Linked DNA regions of Homo sapiens: all the other regions are linked to region 1. The links are chromatin contacts, found by Hi-C or POLR2A ChIA-PET in ENCODE. All regions are on one chromosome and are shown on one strand. The core of a region is the stretch at or near the end of the contact, and the rest is flanking DNA. Distances in the headings are between cores, read along the strand shown. Region 1 overlaps CHSY1 (chondroitin sulfate synthase 1). Region 2 holds the start of SELENOS (selenoprotein S). Region 3 holds the start of SNRPA1-DT (SNRPA1 divergent transcript).

Region 1 (3,439 bases), core at 544-3,043:
TTTCAGCTCTTTTGGGTAAATACCAAGGAGCTCACTTGTTGGATCCTATAAGAGTATGTTTAGTTTTGTAGGAAACTGCCAAACTGTCTTCCTAAGTGCCTGTAGCATTTTGCATTCTCCCCGGCAGTGAGCGAGAGTCCCTCTTGTTCCATGTCCTCACCAGCATTTCGCGTCGCTCCTCTCGGCCCTTCTACTAGGTGTGTCGTGGCATCTCGTTGTTTGAATTTGCATCTCCCTGATGACATATGATGACTTTCACATGCTTTTTTCTACCATCTGTGTAACTTCGGCAAGGTGCTTGTTAAAGCCTTTGGCTACTTTTTAATTGGGTTGTTTTCCTATTTTTGAGTTTAGAAATTCTTTGTATATTTTAGATAAGTCTTATAAGTCTGTGAATATTTTCTTTCAGTCTGTGACTTGTCTTATTCTCTTGGCAGTGTCTTTTGCAGAGCAGAAGTTTTTAACTTTAATTAAGTCCAGTTTATCAATTCTTACATGGAGTGTGTCTTTGGTGTTGTGTCTAGAAAGTCATCACCAAACCCAAGGTTGTCTAGATTTTCTCCTCTGTTTTCTTTAGGAGTTTTGCAGTTTTGCCTTTTGCATTTAGGCCTGTGATCCTGTGAAGGGTAAGGTCTGTGTCTCGTTTCATCTTCCTGCATTTGGATGTCCAGTTGTTCCAGCCCCAAGGGTTGAAAAGCCTGTCACTTCTCCGTGGGATTGCTTTTGTTGGTTGCCTATGCTCTGAAAACTGTTCATATTGCTTCCCTGGGAATTTGACACTATGGAATTTAAAGCTTTACTAGCTTCCCTTCCCCACCCACCCTTCCCCAGAAAAACAAACCCACTCCCTCTTCTTCCCTCAGTCCCCTCTCCAGTGTTTTTCTTACCCTCTTTTTTGAAAGAAAACTTTCAGAATGGTGCCTTTGTGAGGTAGCTGTGAAGTGAGAGTCCCCCCTCAGACTTCATATGAACTGGAGATGGCAGACGTGGAGTCTTCAGCCTCACAGGGGTCGTGCTCAAAACCTAGGGTCCAAACCTGTGGCATTTAACCCCACCGCACTCAACACTGTGTAATGACAGAAACACTGACAGTTCTGAGTGTAACGCATGACCCAAAGCTGGGTTGGGACCCCAGGGCTTCTAGAGCAGTTGCTCTTCCTCCGAGGACTCAAGTGGTGGAGCTGGGCTGCGGGAACCCTTGCTCCCCGCCCACAGCGCCACTGTGCTGTCCCCACTCACCAGGCCTCCACTGTCCCAGCGCCGCTGGAGTCTTTAGGCGGTGGTGGGGGTGGTTGGGTTTTTTAAGTAAGACATTTCTTCATTAAATGCTATACGTTAACACGGCGTTGAATGTCTTTATGTCGAATAAGATTCTACAAAAAGTCAGGTGTAGATGAAAAATATCCTAGAAGGAGGTGAATCTGTAGGTCATATTTGACCCACAGATATACTTTGGCTTGTATTTCTTTTTTCTCTCTTTTCCTTTTCTCTGTCCCTTTCCCTTTCTCTCTCACTTGAACTGGTTGCCAGCACTTCAGTTAGACTTGACACAGAACAGCTGGATTTCTAGCTTCCCTTTAAACCCGGCTGCACTGGGCCTGTGTGGCACGTCCTGGTCCCCCCGAGCTCCATCCCTTCTGGCTTACATCCACCTTGTCCCTGTAAGTTTGTTTTTAATTTTATTTTTGATTTAGTTTGTGCTTTGGCAGTCCCCTAGACTAGAGCTTATATCACGTTCTCGTAGAGACATGTTGGGTCACGTGTGACGCTGGTGTGTGGTCCGTGTTGACTGGAGTGGAGAGGGTGCTGAGAGAGCACGGGCGTGGAGGCCAGAGGGCCATACCTGGTGCTGGGTGGGCCGGGTTTAGAAACACCTTGGGAGAGAAGCCTGGTGGCCGCTTCGTGGCAGGCCCGGGCTGGGACTCTTTCGCCCGCCACGCTCGCCGGCTCGATCTTGTGTTCGCGCTTGTTTCTTCTCTGTACGTGACATTTGGGCTTTCACTGCCTGGTACGGCGCCTTTCACGGGAGCGTTCAGTAAATATTGAGTGCCGTGTGTGCACAGGACCTCATCTGTTTAAAGATGGTTCTGCATGTATTCATCCTGCATCATGCTGCCACGTCTGCCACTTCATTTTTTTTTTGTTAAGGCGATGCCTGGTGCATTCAACTGATTGCCCCAGATCAGATGTTTGTGAAGGGAAGACATGGGAGTTTAGATAGTTTTCGGACTGCAGATAAGGGTCTCCTACCACAGTCTCTGCTGATGATGTAGACATGGAATGTTCAGTTGCAAAATATATTGTTTCAGTTTTATCGCTTTACTTATAGTCTTATGCAGAAGCCTTGAATTACTAGCAACAGCTTTTGTTTTACTTTGCTAAGCTTAATTCTCAAAATTATTTTGAAATGAGTCAGGCTTCTCTAAAAGGTGTTTAGGTTTCAGAATTAGTAACCATTCAGGACTCATTCATAATAATTCTCTTTTTTTTTTTAACCACTAAAGTCCCAGCTTAATTTCCATGACAATTTCAGTTTTTAAAACACAAAACGTAATCCTTGAACTTAATTAGATGAAAATTGGCAAAGCCTACACAAAACTAATTAGGAAAGACCTAGCAGGGACAGTGGGATAACCATGCGTCCTGAGAGTCTGGACCGCCACCGTTTATGCTGGTGGTCTCGGCCTGATTATTAACAGACCCACTCTTTCATCTCACAAGGTCCTGCTTGGGACAGTAAGTTACCCGTGGAGCCTACCTGGAAGCATATGAGAATGTAATTTAAATGTTTAAAACTCGTGACTGGCTACCAGCAGTTACGGTCTCTTGACATTTAGACAACGCTTACTTTCTTTGAACCACTTTTCAGGACAAAAGGGTGAGAAAACCACTTCTCTGTAATGAACTGAAACGCTGCCTAAGTCCGAATGGGAAGTTGTCGCTCTGTAGCAGTGATGGTCTGTAGCTGAGGCTGAACCGTGTACGTGCTGAAGGACAGTCATGTAAACAGTTAACAGGAAGAACGAGGACTTAATGAGAATGTTGGCTCTCCTTGCAGCGGACAAGAAGGACATTTGCTAATGAAGACTGTGGAAGGTATTTGTTAACCAAAGATTAGATATGGGTAGTTGATGGTTATTCCCAGCTGGGCTAGAAGTTCCTGGGAATAGCGTGACCTTGGTATTAGCCCCTCTCAGATTCACTGGAGAATGACGCAGAGCCCTGAAACATCTCACAGGAAGGGAGATGGCTTTGCTGGAGTTGAAGGATATGGAGGCACTTTTTATAACAAAGATTAAGGGTTGTTTCATGGACAGTGGAAATTAAATGAAGTCATCAGTGCCACTATAAGCATCTTAAGAAGGTTTCTTTGCTGAGTTTTTTTTAAGCAAGGAATACTCTTGTGAGTATTAAGTTAACCTGTCTAGATTGAGTTGTG
Region 2 (3,168 bases), core at 526-3,025, 88 kb before region 1:
GCGTGAGCCACCGTGCCTGGCCAAATTTTTTTGTAGAGATGGGATCTTGCTGTGTTGCCCAGGCTGGTCTTGAACTCCTGGCCTCAAGTGATCCTCCTGCCTCAGCCTCCTAAAGTGCAATAGGATTACAGGCAAGAGCCACCACTCCTGGCCCACTGCAACATTCTTGAAGCTCTCAAGTCTTCATCTGACACCTTGTCAAGATGGGGAACTCTTGTGTTAAACCATCCTGTTAAGTTACTGTATAAAAATAAAACTGCTCCCAAGCATTGATTGAAACTGTTTTGGTATGAGTTTCCTGAGAGAAAAGTGAGGCCCTAACCATTTTTTTCCATGAACTATGACCCCAGTACGGTATACCTAATGTCCTTCACAGCCTAACAAAATAGTTGAGGCAACCCTGCTCATCCTGTCTAGTTTATCAGTATTTAGATGTAAGGCGGATTTAAAGCTAATCTGGGACTGAGAATTGCAACTAATTCCATAGAAGTCATTCAATTTAGCACATAAATGTTCCTGCAAGATGCCAGAGCAAGTGAGAAATCATCTGTAGCAAAGCAAAGAGTGGTGATGGTTCATCACCTTTTACAACGGAAAGGCAAACATGAAGAAGGAAATTCTCCCTCCTAAAATTCCTCATTAAATCGATAAGCTATCTTCACAGCCTTTATGGATAACATCCAGAGTCCTCGGTTCATCTGAGGAGTCCATTTTCAAGGTGGCCAACAGGGAAGAAGAGCTTTCAGGCTTCTCTTTGCTATGGCTCATGAATGCCAGGTCCCCTTTATTGCTTTCTGAACACACTGCTGGGAAAGCTTGATGAGGTCAGTGCTCAAATCCCTGCAGCTGTCCCCCTTGAGGAACTTCTTGGCAAACCTGCATTGAAGAAACACTGATTGCGTTCACGCTTCATGTCATGGTTTGCCTTCCCCACACTGCTCCTGGCGACAGTGGTGACGCAGCACTCGGATGTTGTCACCTATTCATTATTTTTTCAGTTCTATTCCCAATTCCCAACCCTTCTTTTGAAACACAGCTAGGTATGTGCACTTCAAATGCTCCAGAAAAACCCAAGGTCACATTTCAAATAGGATGGTTATGGTCACCATAAAGGTGGTGACGTTTGAGTGGTGGAAGAGGGTGCGGGACGGCGTTGCAGGCAGAGGAACACAGCCAGGACACTATTATAAGTAACTCTGTGATCGTGTCTTGTGGTGATACAGTATAATTCAACACAGGTTAGAGCAGTTACTATGATCGTTCTTTCCTAAAAGGCTTTGATTTTGGAGAAAGAACCTTGAGGATCGGTGGGGACTTTCTTGGCCTGAAAGGTATCACCAGCAGCAGGAGCAGGAGGCTGCTCACATTTCGTGTCTTCACTTGGGGTGGACGTTGGCTGCAACCCTCAAATGCTGGGAGTCGTCAACCAACTGAGCCCTGTTGTCCAATGTGCCCCGGGCAAGGATGTGGGTGCAAATCCTGCTTCCGGGCGACCACTGACTTCCTTGGCTTCAGTGTCCAATTAGAAAAAAAAAAGAAAGTAGAAATTCGGTAAGAAATCCGTGAACGAGGTCCGTCCTCCACCCCCGACTCAAGCCAAGAGATAGCACAGAACGTTCCCACACGCGCTGTCCCGGCCCCGGCGAGCGTAGCCGGGATTTCTCCCCCGCCACGCCCCTCGGCCACGCCCCCCTGCGTTTGGCCCAGCGACGGGGCGGGGTCGGCCTGCGATTGGCCGGGACCACGACCGCGTCCGGGCGCGCCACGTGTGCGTAGGAGCGCACCGGAAGCGCCCGGCTGGAGGCGCGGCGGCAGGGCTGGGCGGCGGCGGCGGCGGCGGTCATGGAACGCCAAGAGGAGTCTCTGTCCGCGCGGCCGGCCCTGGAGACCGAGGGGCTGCGCTTCCTGCACACCACGGGTGAGTCGTTGCGGGGCAGCCGGGCGCGCGCCGCCACTTTTGCGACGCGCAGCCATGATGGGTGGGTCGTCCGCCGCTGCACCGGGCGCCGGAGCCTGGGAGGCCTGGGAACGGTCGGGCGTTGGCGCTTACGCGGACCTTGGGCAGCAGGCCCGGACCTTGCGCGGAGGCTTCTCGGGAGCCGCACTTCCCTGGGCGGCTCGGCTGTCCCTTGTTTGCGCAAGTCTTTTTTGCGAACCAAGCCCTTCCTGTGGTAGTTACTGGGGTCACTCGGCCGTTGGCGTTTGCCTCTGGGACCCGTCCCACACAGCCCCATACACACTCCTGACTCCCCGCGCTGTCACCCCTTTCTATGTGGCTCTGAAAGGCCTTTGCCTTCCTGATTCAGATTAGTTGCTCTTCATTCTTCAAAACCCAGTTGCTGTGCCCTCCACACTCTAACTGCCCCCGACTCCCCAGATGGTTGGGAAGTCTCACTTCTCAGTGATCCCTGAATTGTCGCACTTCTTGAGTTCGTGTTTTAACGATCTACTTAGGAGGCTTTTTCCTCAGCCTAGACCATGAAGGCTTTGAGGGCAGGAGTTACACTTTGTGTTTGTTGAGTCTTATGGAAAGGTCAACTAGTAGTGTCATTTTTAGTTTTTTGAAAACTGTTTTTCTTTTCAGTGGGCTCCCTGCTGGCCACCTATGGCTGGTACATCGTCTTCAGCTGCATCCTTCTCTACGTGGTCTTTCAGAAGCTTTCCGCCCGGCTAAGAGCCTTGAGGCAGAGGCAGCTGGACCGAGCTGCGGCTGCTGTGGGTTAGTGCCTGATAACCGAAATGAAAGCGGTGGTTTTGCACCTCCTTTATATTAAGAGTTAGTCTCTTAGTAAAAGTAAGAGGGGCCACACAGGAAGACCCTGTCTCTATTTAAAAAAAAAAAAAATAGCCGGGAGTGGCGGCACGCACCTGTAGTCCCAGCTGCTCAGGAGGCTGAGGCGGGATAATCACTTGAGTCCAGGGAGTCAAAGCTGCAGTGGGCTATGCTCGGGCCACACTACACTCCAGCCTGGGCAATTGATTGAGACCTTGTCTTTAAAAAAAAAAAAAAAAAAAAAGTAGGAAGTATATGGTTCTCGGTGGGGCGCGGTGGCTCACACCTGTAATCCCAGCACTTTGGGAAGCCGAGGCAGGAGGATGACTTGAGGTCAGGGGTTCGAGAACAGCCTGGCCAACATGGTGAAACCCTGTCTCTACTAAAAATACAAA
Region 3 (3,376 bases), core at 512-3,011, 110 kb before region 1:
AGCAAAACAATCGTCTAGTAGACCACATAGGAAAATATGATGGGGGTAAGGGAAGATTTCCTAAGGCACATGCACATGCACACACACCCAATCCACTAACCTAAAGAAAATAATTGAACTACATAAAACTTGGAAACTTCTCAGCCAGGCGAGGCGGCTCACGCCTGTAATCCCAGCACTGTGGGAGTCTGAGGCAGGTGGATCACTTGAGCTCAGGAGTTGGAGACCAGCCTGGGCCACATATCAAAACCTTGTCTCTACAAAAAATACAAAAGTTAGCCAGGCCTGTTGACCTGTGCCTATAGTCCCGGCTATTTGGGAGGCTGAGGTGGGAGGATCTCTTGAGCCTGAGAGGTCAAGGCTGCAGTGAGTCCTGATGGCACCACTGCACTCCGGCCTAGGTGACAGAGTGAGACCCTGTCTAAAAAAAAAAAAAAAAAAAAAAAAAAAAAATCTAATCATCAACACCATTAAGAGTGAAAAGGCAAGCCACAGAGTGTGTTCATATCCCTAATATATAAAGAAATTCCACAAATCAATAAGAAAAAAGGCAGACAACTCCATAAGGAAAAAAAAAAAATGAGCCAGGGACTCGAAAGAACACTTAACCAAGGAAGCTATCAGAATGGGCACCATACACATGAGAAGGTTCTCAGCTTCATTAGTTATTAGAGAAAAGCAAAGCAAAGCAGTAGTGCAATACCACCACACACCCATCAGAATAGCTGAAGTTATAGAGTTAAAATGCCAAGAAGGCTGAAGCTGGAAGCCATGAAAACCCTTACACACCGCTGGAGTGTGTATATTATTTCAGCCTCTTAGCATAACTGTTGGGCATTACTTATTGATGATAGATATACCCTATGTCCCAGCAGTCCCACTCCAGGACAAACTCATGCAAACGTGCATCAGAACCACGTACCAGAAAATTCATAGTAGCATTACTCAGAATAGCCCTAACTGAAAACAACTTTGATGTCTATCAACAGCAGAATAAGTAATTTATGGTATAATATATACAATGGAATTCTCTTCAGCAGCAAAAGCAAACAAACCATCTCTGTATGCAACCTGGATGGACTCCAGACATAATATAGACTCCATGAAACTAGGCCAAAAAAAAAAGCATACTGCATGATTCTATTTATAGCAAAAGCAAGCAAACCGAATTTGTAGTGTTGAGTTCGCGGTTGCCTTTTGGGAAAGAGGGAGGCTTTCAGAATAGCGGTGTTTTGGATCCCGGTGTCGGCTACGCAGCTGTGTTCACTCTGGTCATTAATCACTGTAAATTCCTGATATGCACACTTTTATGTATATCACATTTCATACATATGAATATTCAGAAGTCTAAAGGTCACAAGCTTAACCGCAAACCCTACCGTGCCCGAGGCCGGGCTGGACTTGCGGGGCGGTGGGGTTGTCCCGGCGACCTGCCCCAGGCGGGCCACCTAGCCCGGGATCTCACACTGTAGCCCGGAGCCAAGGCCCAGGCCCGGGGCGGGCACCTGAACTGCTGGACCCTTCACTGAACCCCACGGGTTCCCGCGACGGCTGGTGGAGGGAGGACAGTCACCGCTTCCCCTCCCACCTCGAGGTGCGCTAATGCATGAGAAAGTTCCCCTCGGGTGTTTCCACATTCGCCTTAACTTTTAAACACCAACGTCTGGAATCAGGGGTCCTCCAGACTCCGAAACACACCCTAGGAAACAACCCAGAACGAGACACATCCCCTGTGCGCGCGCCACGACTTCCGGCAAGAACGCCCCCGGAGGCGTGGCTCTTCGATTGCTTCGGCCTGGCGGTCGAGCTGCGCGCGCACTCGGCGGCTGCGATTGGTGCTGCCTGGCGGCGGGGCGCGGGGCACGCTGGGACGTCTCGCTGGCGGGAGGCCACGGGCTTTCCACAGCGCGGGGGAACGGGAGGCTGCAGGATGGTCAAGCTGACGGCGGAGCTGATCGAGCAGGCGGCGCAGTACACCAACGCGGTGCGCGACCGGGAGCTGGACCTCCGGGGTGAGTCCGGGGGCGTGGGCGGCCAGTCCCCAGGCGGCACCGAGCCGCCTTATTTTCCGCGCTTTGCCGCGTGCACCGAAGGCCGGAGCTTGGCCCGCGGGCCGGTTGTCTGGGCTCCGACCGGGCTGCGCAGGGAACGCCGGGCCTGATTCTTGCCGTTGTTGCCAGATGAGCATCCGGTTAAGCTCCTGGGAGCCTTCTGTTAGCGCCGTGCCTCTTGACAGGCACGGGTGACTTCATTACTTCCTGGTGCGTCCTCGTGGGGCCCTGTTAGGCCTTGCTTGGCTGTTTCGCCGCTGGCTGTTTGAGGGCCCGGAAGAGCGGCTCATTAATGGTTGTAACGCAAGTGCAGGGCGCGGGATTGGTTCTTAATACTTGCCGCCAGATGATATTTTGAGCGTAGATAGGATATGTGTTCATTATTCCTAATGTGAGGGAGGAAACTAAGTCCCCGAACAACCGCGATTGTTTCCTCCAGTATTTTCTACTTAGTAGCTTTAATTGTCTGGCGTTTCCCCTATATGAAGACGTTTTAAAAATTGAACTGTGTCACCCAGGCTTGCACCGCCGGGTGCTGTGTGTAAGTTGTGGAAGCGCTCGCAATTATTCAGATTCCTGTACTATTTCAACCTTAGCAAGACTTGGTAAGATACTGGGAGGGCAGCTAGCTAGTTGGCATTTCAGGAGACGGCTTTAAAAGGGACGTGATAGAGCAACTTCTCTGAGGATAAGACCATGCTGTCGTAGCCTGAGATTTGTTCCCATGGGGACCTATGGCCTCGGAGCAGCATCGCTGCGGGATCTGCTTAGATTTCTTGCCGACCTTTGGGAAATCCCACTGTTTTGTGTTGTGTTGTGTTGAGATGGAGTCTCGCTCTTTCCGCCCCAGCTGGAGCGCAGTGGCGTGATCTCGGCTCACTGCAACCGCCGCCTCCCCGGTTCAGGTGATTCCTGTGTCTCAAGCCTCCCGAGTAGCTGGGAATACAGGCATGCGCCACCACGCCCGGCTAATTTTTTGTATTTTTAGTAAAGACATGGTTTCTCCATGTTGGTCAGGCTGGTCTCGAACTCCCGACCTCAGGTGATCCGCCCGCCTTGGTCTCCCGAAGTGCTGGGATTACAGGCTTGAGCCACTGCGCCCGGCCCAACTCACCACTTTTGATGATCTCTGCCATTTCTCTTTATGGAGCATGTGCAGTGTTGAGAATACGTATTTTGATGCAGTACGTGTAGTACAGCTCTGAATTGTGTCCTTTAACTTTGGGTAAGTTCTTTTTTTAGTAGACCTTGCTTCTTCGGAATATTTCTTTTCTTATAGTGCCTAACACAATAATTATGCCCAAATTAGACAAATTAACATTTGA

Evidence for each region. Hi-C counts contacts between places; a loop is a spot of excess contacts on that map. ChIA-PET counts read pairs that join two places held with the same protein, here RNA polymerase II (POLR2A). Pooled maps may share reads with other maps.
Region 2: a loop to region 1 is called in a pooled map, with 3 times the contacts of the local background. The contact joins the promoter of SELENOS here to the enhancer-like site in region 1. A Hi-C loop is called at or near these places in 1 of 37 single-sample maps with no recorded cell type and 8 of 50 pooled maps. POLR2A ChIA-PET finds 5 or more read pairs at or near these places in 5 of 52 experiments (A549, Caco-2, H1 and 2 more).
Region 3: a loop to region 1 is called in a pooled map, with 2.8 times the contacts of the local background. The contact joins the promoter of SNRPA1-DT here to the enhancer-like site in region 1. A Hi-C loop is called at or near these places in 2 of 37 single-sample maps with no recorded cell type and 7 of 50 pooled maps. POLR2A ChIA-PET finds 5 or more read pairs at or near these places in 4 of 52 experiments (H1, MCF 10A, activated CD4-positive, alpha-beta T cell and 1 more).

The regions. Positions count from the first base shown.
Region 1 is chr15:101,187,650-101,191,088 of GRCh38, reverse strand. The region is part of intron 2 of CHSY1 (chondroitin sulfate synthase 1); the gene reads left to right. Among named protein-coding and RNA genes, the nearest start is that of LRRK1-AS1, 38 kb to the right of the region's middle. RefSeq lists an enhancer at 714-1,601. Within about 2 kb of position 1,793, at least 12 of the 41 ENCODE cell types and tissues checked have a DNase peak (open chromatin) inside an H3K27ac peak, as active enhancers do.
Region 2 is chr15:101,276,092-101,279,259 of GRCh38, reverse strand. SELENOS (selenoprotein S) reads left to right here and starts at 1,775. Exons shown (of 6, transcript NM_018445.6): 1 at 1,775-1,918; 2 at 2,585-2,719. The coding sequence starts at 1,843. RefSeq lists a silencer at 1,570-1,899.
Region 3 is chr15:101,293,733-101,297,108 of GRCh38, reverse strand. SNRPA1-DT (SNRPA1 divergent transcript) reads right to left here and starts at 1,761. Exons shown (of 2, transcript NR_186319.1): 1 at 1,380-1,761. SNRPA1 (small nuclear ribonucleoprotein polypeptide A') reads left to right here and starts at 1,861. Exons shown (of 9, transcript NM_003090.4): 1 at 1,861-2,012. The coding sequence starts at 1,931. RefSeq lists enhancers at 1,513-1,602, 1,663-1,712, 2,276-2,907 and a silencer at 1,943-2,132.